Linked DNA regions of Homo sapiens: region 2 is linked to region 1. The links are chromatin loops, found by intact Hi-C in ENCODE. Cell type or tissue: PC-9. All regions are shown on one strand. Each heading gives the region's core, and the rest is flanking DNA. Links, peaks and the distances in the headings are about the cores only. Region 1 overlaps MYCL (MYCL proto-oncogene, bHLH transcription factor). Region 2 has its middle 14 kb from the start of PABPC4.

Region 1 (5,376 bases), core at 245-5,244:
TTCATCATGTCCCAAACCACAATCAGTTTCTTCCCCTGACTTCCCTATTTCAAAGAGGATGTTTGCTCTTGAAAGGATCCCCTTAGAAATCTAGTGCAATCCTCCTTATTTTGTAAAAATGAGACTACCCAGCCAGCAAATCAGACCAGATTTCTCCCCTGTCCCCAGATTTGACACAACCTTCTTAACTGCTCTTCCCCAAAGCTATTCTCTTAGCCTAGAACATCCTTCTTTTCATTTAGCCAAATACTACCTGTACTTCTAGTTCTGGTTAATGTTACAATTTCCAACAAAAACTTTCATGATGACTCCAAACAAAATGTTCTCTTCCCCTTCTGAGGTTCATAGCACTTCTTTGAGACACATATTGCCTTAGTTTGTGATCATGTGTGTTATCTTTTTGTTATTATTATATTACTTCAGACCAGAATATTTTCTGATTGTGTTTCTATGCTCATAAACTTCCAGAAGGAAGGAACCATACCTTCATGTATCATTGCAAACATATTGCTGTCACTATGTAGCTGGCACTGTTCTAAGAACTTTACATGTAACAACTCCTTTAATCTTCACAACAGTCCTGTGACATAGATATCATTATTATCTCCATTTTACAGAAGAAGGATACTTGTAGGACTCAGAGAGGTTGAGTGATTTGCCCAACATCACACAGGTAGTAACCCCAACTCCTTGTTTTTTGTTGTTGTTGTTGTTGTTTTAGAGATAGGGTCTCACTCTGTCACTCAGGCTGGAGTGAAATGGCACAATTATAGCTCACTGCAGACTCCTCAAACTCCTGGGCTCAAGTGATCCTCCCATCTCAGCATCAGCTTCCGGAGTAGCTGGGACTGACTACCGGCACAGGCCCGCTTGCCAGCATTTTTTTTTTTTTTTAATTTCTTAGTAGAAATGGGATTTTGCTATGTTGCCCAGGCTGGTCTCAAGCTCCTGAACTCATGTGATCCTCCCACCTCTGCCTCCCAAAGTGCTGGGATTACAGTCATAAGCCACTGTGCCTGGCCCCAAGTTCTTAACCATGGCATCTACACCACCTTCTGTGAATACTTTTTGTCTTTGCAAAACCTGGGCTCCAACCCCTTATATCAATATTTTTTTAAGTGTGCCCTCAGGAATTCACCTCCCTCCTTGCTTGTTAGCAATGCAGATTCCTGGCCCTGACCTACGGTAGGCAAATTCTTTTTTTTTTTGAGACGGAGTCTCGCTCTCTCTCCCAGTCTGGAGTGCAGTGGCGCGATCTCGGCTCACTGCAAGCTCCGCCTCCCGGGTTCACGCCATTCTCCTGCCTCAGCCTCCCGAAGAGCTAGGATTACAGGCACACGCCATCATGCCTGGCTAATTTTTGTTTTTAGTAGAGACGGGGTTTCACCATGTTGGTCAGGCTGCTCTCGAACTCCTGACCTCGTGATCCGCCCGCCTCAGCCTCCCAAAGTGCTGGGATTGTAGGCATGAGCCACCGCGCCTGGCCGGGTGGGTAGATTCTTAAGACACACTCAAGTTTGAGAGTCACTGTCTTAATAATATAGGCATTAATGACTAAATGGAGTCAGTTGACTGTGGCTCAGTTTAAAGGCACCACAGTGCCCAGTAAGGAAAAGTAGAGGGTTTGTATGTGCAATGGCTTTGCTGATGCACAACCTCTGCTGGCCATGGGCTGTGAATGCTGTGAACCAGTCTGAGGCTCCAGTCTTTGCCCTCCCTCCTCCGCTGCCTATTTCAAGCTCCCCAAACCTGGCTATTTCTTTCCTAATAATTTACCACCTCTTGAAGCATCAATATGTGCACTCTGGGAAGATTTATTATTTTACCAATTCCTTCTATCATCTTTCAGATATGACTAATCTATATTCTGGTTGTGGCTTGTTAACATGGTTTAAATAATACTAATCATTTACTGAGCACTTACTATTGCCCTGACGACCCAAAGAAGTGCATGCTATTATTTCTACCTATTTTATAGATAAGAAAACTAGGGTTAGGAAAGGTTAATAATTTGCCCAAGGTCAAGAAAATGCTAGAAAATGCAGGGCCAAGATTTGGAACTGAGACTGTTGGGTGTGGGTGACCACTTAACCATACTGCTTCCCACAAGTTTAAAAGAAATCCATTATTTACTGGGCACCTACTGGACCCTTGGCACTGAGCCTAATCATTTAATAACACACCTGATTAGAGACTTTCTTTTTTAAATATTTACATTTGCTTGCCAAGAGAATGGTAACATTAATACAGTTGCTCCCTTTGGCCAGGAGTGTAAATAAACAGACATTAACAAGAGCCGCCCACTGGGCTTACAGTAGAAATGCCCACACACCAACCAACAGAACTCTAGCTGACACATTTAGACACCTCCTCTTTCCTCCTTCCCAGTCACCCGGTCATCAATCATCTCCCAGCTGGTTATCTTATCCTTAAAAAGAAACCTCTCTCACACTCCCTCCTATCACTTATCACAGATCAGCAAAGCCATCCCCATCCTCTTTTTCCCCTTTTAAAGTTAATATTCTGGAATATCCTGACCTCGGGAGCACTGTAGACAAATTCAGCACGTCTAAGATAGTTCAACCTGTCTCAGTTCCCCAAAATAACTGCCAACAGAGGCAGAAGTTAAACATACACTTTAGCCTTTTATTGTCTAACAGAGATGATGTCCTTCTCTCTTTGCTACACCAAGTGTGGCTTCTGGGTCACCCCGTATTGTCTATGTCCTGAGTTGGGAGTGTGATCCCTTAGGTGCATTATTCAGAGGCAAACCTAATTTGTAGAAATTGTCCTCTGAAATCCAGGAATAAACTCCTGACTATTTTCAGACAAAGATAGAGGTAGGAGTCTGTAGAAAAGAGCTAGGAAGGAGCTTAAAATACTTCGCATTCCAGAAACACCCTCCCTTCCCCCAGGAGATGGCTTTATTCCCACTCCTTTCTCAGCAGAGTTGACTCAAAAGAGCTGAAGCTTGGAGTCAGGCAGCTGGTACTAGGTGTGTGGGCTTAGGCAAACAACTTAAATGTCTCTGAGCTTCAGTTGGCTTTTCTGTGAAATGGGGCTGACAGCATCCTGCTCTCCAAGTTATTGTAAGAATTAAGATATGCAAAACTACTAACATTCATGCCTGTACCCATGGGTCCATACTATTGTACTAAGTGCTTTCAAAAATTTTTATTGAATTCTTTCAAGGTCCAGTAAAGGGAGATACGTCCTACAAACCAGACCCTTGACTAATGGCCTCAAAAAAGGAAGAAAAATACACTGGGAGTTTTAAGAAAAGAGTTCCAATAATCCATGTCAGTTTTACCAAACAGTTTCTTAGGTTCTAAGTGTGTTACCTATGTGCAGTGGGGGACAAGTGGAAAAAGCTTACCTGATAGGAGACTGGGCTTGGAATCCTGATTTTGCTATGACTTTGAGCAAGAAAACTCTCTGGGCTCCAGTACCATCAGGCAGATATTGCTTACTTACCAGGTTGGAGGGTCACAAGAGGGTCATTTTGTAAATGTGAGGAATTAAGAGGAGCTTTTTGACCGTACTGAGGCTCCATAGGAATTCGGGTGGGCAATACCAACCCAAGTCCCATCTGTAAGGAGGAGTTAGTGGAGGCTTCTTTCACCATGATGCTCATGGCCATCCTGAACAGCAACTGATTGCTTTTCAGTCCCAGATGGGGCCCCTTTGCAGCAAGACTATGCCACCCAGCACACATATGCCTCAGAGTTGCTGGTCATGGGACATTTGCTCCATTTCATCCCAATAAGTGGCAGGCACAATAGCCCCAAAGAGAGTTACAACAAGCAGTTAAATGACGGAATTCCACGTTTACCTTCTCCACATACCCCGTGCTAACAAACAAGCTGATCATCATAATATAGTGACTAAGACCTCTTGCTCTGGAGATAGGCAGAGCTGGTTTCAAATCACAACTGAATTACAAGCTTGTGAATTTGCATAGCTTTGTTTACTCTTAGAACCTCAGTTTCTTCATCTGTAGCCCTGACACATGGTTGATATGGCAGAGTGTTCAGACATAAGCAGTGCCCTATGAGGAACAGCTATTACTGAATTCCCCTGTCTTGCATTTACAGCAAGTTTATGAGAACTATGGGAGGAAAATGAAGCTTAAACTTTCTTTCATTAATTAAGGAGGAAGAATGTTTTTTTTGAGACAGGGTCTGGCTCTGTTGCCCAGGCTGGAGTGCAGTGGCGCAATCTTGGCTCACTGCAACCTCTGCCTCCCAGGCTCAAGCCATCCTCCCACCTCAGCCTCCCGAGTAGTTGGGACTACAGGCGTGTACCACCATGCCTGGCTAATTTTTGTATTTTTTGTAGACATGGGTTTTTGCCATGTTGCCCAGGCTGGTCTTGAACTCCTGAGCTCAAGCAGTCTGCCTGCCTCAGCCTCGCAAAGTGCTGGGATTACAGGCATAAGCCACTGCACCCAGCCAGGAGAAAGAATTTTAAAACTATCTTTCTGTAAGAAAAAAGTACATTGCAACATAAATTCTCAGAAAAAAACTTTAAAAGACATCTTGCAGAAGGTCATCATACCACTAAGATAAGAATAACACCATCCTAAAGAGTATAAGGCTTTATAGTTTAGAAAGCAGTTTTAAGTCTACCCCTTCATTTAATACCTGCAAAAACCCAGTGAAGTAGCATTTATCCCCATTTTACCGATAAGGAAACTAGGACTCAGAAAGATGAAACTAAAGGCTGCAGAAGTGGTGGAGCCAGGATTTCAAGCCTTCTAAAGTACAAATTCAGCACTCTTTGCAATTCACAAGAGAATTCCGTGTTCACTGAGTACTGAGCCTACATTGTTTCAACATGTCTGAAATGGCATTTCAGGAACCCAGAGTGGAATGACCAGGTTAGCAACATGGTTAGAGAAGTGCAGCCCTCTGGATCACTTGTGGCTACCCTGAAATAGTTTTCCGTGGTTGAGGAGGACTCAGGTGGCATAAGCTGCCCCCACTCTGACATGTTTGAGAAATCTTTTATTAGAAGATGTCCCAGAAGGCAACATTTTAAAATCAGGCAATCAGTAATCACAACTAAATACAAAATTTCAGGTGAACTTGCCTTTCAAAATAAATCAGACCCTTGCAACAGGAAATTGCCCCAAGAGTTTTTTTCCTTGTACAAAAACAGTTAACACCACTTTGCAAAAGGCATACAAAAATACAATATAAAAAAAAAAGACTCCCCCAGCATAATAGCCAACAGCAGCTTATAAAACACAAGCTATTCAGTTGAGACATCAGTAACCTACACCCAAACTGTCCTCCATAGACAATTCCAGAAGTCAGCTGGCTTTTGTAAACCATGCTCCAGAAGGGTAGAGAGGCTATTTCCAAACATCCCCTG
Region 2 (5,376 bases), core at 166-5,165, 300 kb before region 1:
TCCTGAGTAAAGTTTCCTTACCATGTTTTAACGAGTATCCTTGAACAATTTTGTTCTTTAACACAACTATCAGACGTGCATCATGGTATGAAGGCTTGCCCCACCTACTTCTACTCCCTTCCCCTCCCTTTTTCCTTACAGGAATTCCCCAAATAAATTTCTTGCACATCCTACCCCATTTTGGTGTCTGTTTCTGAGGACCCAAACTAACACAGACTCTCAACGATTGTGCCTCTTGTGGATGGCCCTTAAGGTAGACAAAGCATTTCTTTTTTTTTTTTTTGGAGACCGAGTCTTGCTCTGTTGCCAGACTGGAGTGCAGTGGTGAGATCTTGGCTCACTACAACCTCCACCTCCTGGGTTCAAGTGATTCTCCTACCTCCTCCTCCCAAGTAGGGGGGATTACAGGTGTGCACCACCATGCCCAGCTAATTTTTGTATTTTTAGTAGAGACGGGGGTTTCACCATGTTGGCCAGGATGGTCTCGATCTCTTGACCTCGTGATCCGCCCGCCTCGGCCTCCCAGAGTGTTGGGATTACAGGCCTGAGCCTCCACGCAGGCCTTCCTTTTTTTTTTATGGGGTCTCACTCTGTTGCCCAGGCTGGAGTGCAGTGGCACAATCACAGCTCACTGCAGCCTCGACCTCATGGGCTCAAACAACCCTCCCACCTCAGCCTCCTGAGTAGCTGGGACTACAGGTGTGTGCCATCATGTCCAGCTAATTAAAAAAATTTTTTCTGGGGCCTGGTATGGTGGCTCACTACTGTAATCCCAGCAGTTTGAGAGGCCGAGGCGGGTGGATCACCTGAAGTCAGGAGTTCAAGAGCAGTCTGGCCAACATGGTGAAACCCCATCTCTACTAAAAATACAAAAACTAGCCAGGCATGGTGGCGTGCGCCTGTAGCCACAGCTACTCGGGAGGCTGAGGCAGGCAGATTGCTTGAACCCAGGAGGCGGAGGTTGCAGTGAGCCAAGATTGTGCCACTGCACTCCAGCTTGGGCGACAGAATGACATGCCATCTCAAAAAAAAAAATAATATTTTTTTTAGAGACGTGGTCTCACTATATTGCCTATGTTGCCAAGCTTGGTCTTGAACTCCTGGGCTCAAGCAATCCTTCTGCCTCAGCCTCCCAAAATGTTGGGATTACAGGCATGAGCCACAGTGCCCTGCTGGCAAAGCAGTTCATACCCACAAATTCATCTCATGTCAACAGGAAGCATGTTCAGCAACCCAGTTCCTGAGCACCTGGGACCAGGAGCCTGTCATGAAAGTCTGGTGACCAAAAGCAGGAAGAGGGATGCTCAGGAGAGAAGGGGACTTGCATGCTGCCCAGGATAGCTCTGCAGGCAAGCGGCTCAGCTTCCTGACCCATGATCTGGCTCTGACCCAGAAACAGATCCAGAGAAAAGAAGCCTCAGCAGTCTCCACTTACAGCTGTACCAAATCATCCCTTAAAAGTAGCCAGCTGGCTGGGCGCGGTGGCTCACGCCTGTAATCCCAGCACTTTGGGAGGCCGAGGCAGGTGGATCACGAGGTCAGGAGATCAAGACCAGCCTGGCCAACATGGTGAAACCCCGTCTCTACTAAAATACAAAAAATTAGCCGTGCATGGTGGTGCGTGCCTGTAATCCCAGCTACTCGGGAGGCTGAGGCAGGAGAATCACTTGAACCCAGGAGGCTGAGGTTGCAGTGAGCCAAGATCTCGCCACTGCACTCTAGCCTGGCGACAGAGCGAGACTCCATCTCAAAAATAAACAAACAAATAAATAAATAAATAATAAAAATAAAAACAGCATCCAGACTCTTTACTGTGGTTTGCAGGCCCTGCATGTGCTAACTGATTCTTGCCTCCTCAGTCTCATTCCACTTCATGCCTTCTTTATGATGCTCCAGCCACACAGCTCTTTTTTCTGCTCCTTGAACCCTTTGCATTTCAGGGCCTTTGCAAATTGCTCTTCCCTCTGCGTGGAAGGCTCTTTGCCCGATTCTTTACTGCCTGGCTCATCTTCACTCTGTAGGTGCCCCTTCAATATCACCTCCCACCAGAGGCCTTTCATGCCAATCCCATCTAAGATAGCACCGCCTCCACTTTGCTTTGCTACTTACCTTCTCTGCCTATTGTTCTCTAACAATTCTAGCACACCTGTCTTACTAGACTATAAACCGCACAGAGTCAGGCGACAATGTCTTCTCCACCATTGTGTCCCTACTGTCTAACACAATGTCTGGAATGGAGTAGTTGCTCCAGAAATGTTGGCTGAGTGAACAAATGACCACATAGGCTAGTGAGTCATCAGCATTTGCATGATGGCAGAAGTCGGCGGAGAGGAGAAGGTGAAACACTGGAACCCTTTGGAATGCCTGCACTGAAGGGCCAGTGAGGGGGCTGAGGAGTAGCCCGAGGGGTGGCAACGGTGGCAGTGGTGCTAGCTAGGTGGGATTTCCAACTGTAAATCCAACCAGGGAGGCTTTTCAAGATGGCAGTGACTAGAGGGTGTTTGTTGCTGAAGATAAGCTGGTTGAAGGGAGAAGATGGAAGATCCCGGAGAGAGTGAAGTGTCATGTGGCGAAGTTCCCAGGGAATAAGGAGGGGGTGGGACCTGGGGCTCTAGGGGAGGCATTCAGCCAGGACAGAAGAGTGTGTTGCCTTCCACTGTTCCTCCCAAGGAGGAGAGGAAAGAAACAAAGGATGGGAGGAGGATTCTGGAAAGGGGAGGCAGCTCCTGGTGGATGACCTGTTTTCTGGAAAAATTGGCTGAGAATGAGGGGTGCTGAAGTGGGCAAAGGGTGCAGATCATATCTTATTTGCCTTTCTGGAGCATTTGATACCATTGCCTGCCTCCTCCATGGAATGTTTCCCTTCCTTGGCGTCTGTGAGTTGACTTACATCTCCCCAACTCCATTTCACAAACACTGGTGTCTTCTGGGACCAGGCTCTGTGCTACGTTGCTGGGGATACAATAGAGACCAAAACAGCCCTGACTTCCACCTTCCTAGAGCTTATGGCCTAGTGGGGAGACAGATATTATTCAATTATTCACACAACTTCTTTTACCTCTCCAGTTGCCCCTTCTCAGAAATGTCTTTACAAGTTGGTCTTTCTCTATCATCCCTTACACGGTCCTGTTTCTTACTGTTAGGTGCTCTCTCCCCATGTAATATCAATGGTTCTTAAAGTGTGGCCTCTGGGCCAGCAGACTCACAGTCACCTGGGAATGCCCAAGACTTACTGAATCAGGGCCAGGCACGGTGGATCACACCTGTAATCCTAGCACTTTGGGAGGCCGAGGTGTGTGGATCACGAGGTCAGGAGATCGAGACCATCCTGGCTAAGACGGTGAAACCCCGTCTCTACTAAAAATACAAAAAATTAGCCGGGCCTGGTGGTGGACACCTGTAGTCCCAGCTACTTGGGAGGCTGAGGCAGGAGAATGGCACGAACCCGGGAGGTGGAACTTGCAGTGAGCCGAGATCACGCCACTGCACTCCAGCCTGGGCAACAGAGCGACACCCTGTCTCAAAAAAAAAAAAAAAAAAAAAAAGACTTACTGAATCAGAAACTTCAGGAGTGGGAGCTCAGCTCAGCAATGTGTGTTTGTTTGTTTTAAGATACATGATGGTGGGAGTCTCACTACATAGCCCAGGCTGGTCTTGAACTCCTGGGCTTAAGCGATCCTCCTGCCTCAGCCTCTGGAGTAGCTGGGACTGCAGGCTCATACTACTATGCCTGGCAGCAATCTGTGCTTTAGCAATCCCTCCAGGTCATTCTGCTGCAAGTGCAAGTTTAGACCTGACTCTGTATGCTGCTCTCCCTGGGTGGTTTCCTCTAATCGCCTGGCTTTGATTACTATCCACGCCAGTGACCCCCACAGGTGCATCCACAGCCCAGCTCCACTCTAGCGAGCTCCAACATGCTCCCTGGATGAACCATGGGCCACCTGAAGTTCATGAAGCCCCAGGCTGAACTGAGGGTCTTCCCCTGCCCCTCCTCTTGTGTCCCTGCCTGGTGTATTCAACACCGCAGGCACTTCCTCTGGGCCCTGATGGTGACACTCAGGCCTTTAGTCTCCAGGCTCTCCTCCAAGCACTCCTCCCTGGTGTATGACATCCCCTCCAGCTACCCTGGCCCTTTGGGTCTTTGCATTAGCTGTATCTTTATTCCAGGACTCACTTTCTCTGGCTGGAGCCTTTCTCATCCTCCAGGTCTCAGCTCACACATCTCCTCCTCATGGAAGCCACCCTTCCTTAGTAGGTGCGTCTGTTTCTCTATCGTGGTGCTCTGCTTATTACCATCCCAGAACATATGAAAATCCCAGAACATATGAAAATAAATGAATAAATTCATTTATTTGAAGGGTAAGCTCTATGAGGGTAGGGGTCTGGTAGGTCTTGTTTGTGCTTCAGTTCCCAGCATCTTCAGTTCCCAGCATAGGGCAGGTACTCAATTGGTCCTTCCCATTCACCCAATTGCCCACATCACAAGAGCCTGGGCATAAACCTGTTTCTCTTTTCACTCTACTCCCCCATCCAGCCACATCCTGCTCATACCTCATGGGATCCCTAGGCCTATCCTAATTCTCCCTTCCACTCCAAACAGTCTCTCAGCCTGGGTCTCTTCCCACCCCCTTCCATTCTCCCACAGCAGCCAGAGGCATCTTTCTTTCTTTTTGTTTTTCTTTCTTTTCTTTTCTTTCCCTTTTTTTTTTTTTGAGATGGAGTTTTGCTCTTGTTGCCCAGGCTGGAGTGCAATGGCCTGATCTCGGCTCACTGCAACCTCTGCCTCCTGGGTTCAAGCGATTCTCCTGCCTCAGCCTCCCGAGTAGCTGGGATTACAGGCATGCACCACCACGCCTGGCTAATTTTGTATTTTGAGTAGAGACAGGGTTTCTCCATGTTGGTCAGGGTGGTCTCAAACTCCTGACCTCAGGTGATCTGCCTGCCTCAGCCTCCCAAAGTGCTGGAATTACAGGCGTGAGCCACCGCGCCCAGCCAGCATCTTTCTAAAATGCAAATCCAGGCTGGGCAAAGTGACTCACACCTGTAATCCAGACACTTTAGGAGGCCAAGGCAGGAGGATCATTTGCAGCCAGGAGTTTGAGACCAGCCTGGGCAACACAGCAAGACCCCTGCCTCCACACACACACACACACACACACACACACAAAATTATCTGAGCATGATGGTGCCTGCCTATAGTCCCAGTGAGAGGACTGCATGAGCCCAGGAATTAGAAGCCGTAGTGAGCTATGAGCACACCACTGCACTCCAGTCTGGGCAACACAGTGAGACCTTGTCTCTAAATAAGTATGTGTGCGTGTGTGTGCGTGTGTATGTATGTTTATATACATATGTATGTATGCATAAATAAACAAA

The links. Hi-C counts contacts between places; a loop is a spot of excess contacts. Peaks named below come from ENCODE experiments on the same cell type or tissue, not always from the same donor. Only the 100,000 strongest peaks of a DNase experiment are listed, where the experiment ranks them.
Region 2: it touches region 1 in a loop (2.9-fold over the local background); 8 of 110 quality-filtered maps call a loop at or near these places.

What each region holds. Positions count from the first base shown.
Region 1 is chr1:39,890,437-39,895,812 of GRCh38, forward strand. MYCL (MYCL proto-oncogene, bHLH transcription factor) reads right to left here. Exons shown (of 2, transcript NM_001033081.3): 2 at 4,992-5,376. All of the region lies in intron 1 of MYCL-AS1 (MYCL antisense RNA 1), which reads left to right. Among named protein-coding and RNA genes, the nearest start is that of MYCL, 8.8 kb to the right of the region's middle. In PC-9, for the core only: no CTCF peak of the experiment used is centred there; a DNase peak (open chromatin) is centred at 2,935; H3K27ac peaks cover 393 bases; H3K27me3 peaks cover 576 bases.
Region 2 is chr1:39,588,476-39,593,851 of GRCh38, forward strand. No RefSeq gene overlaps it. Among named protein-coding and RNA genes, the nearest start is that of PABPC4, 14 kb to the left of the region's middle. In PC-9, for the core only: no CTCF peak of the experiment used is centred there; a DNase peak (open chromatin) is centred at 2,226; H3K27ac peaks cover 769 bases.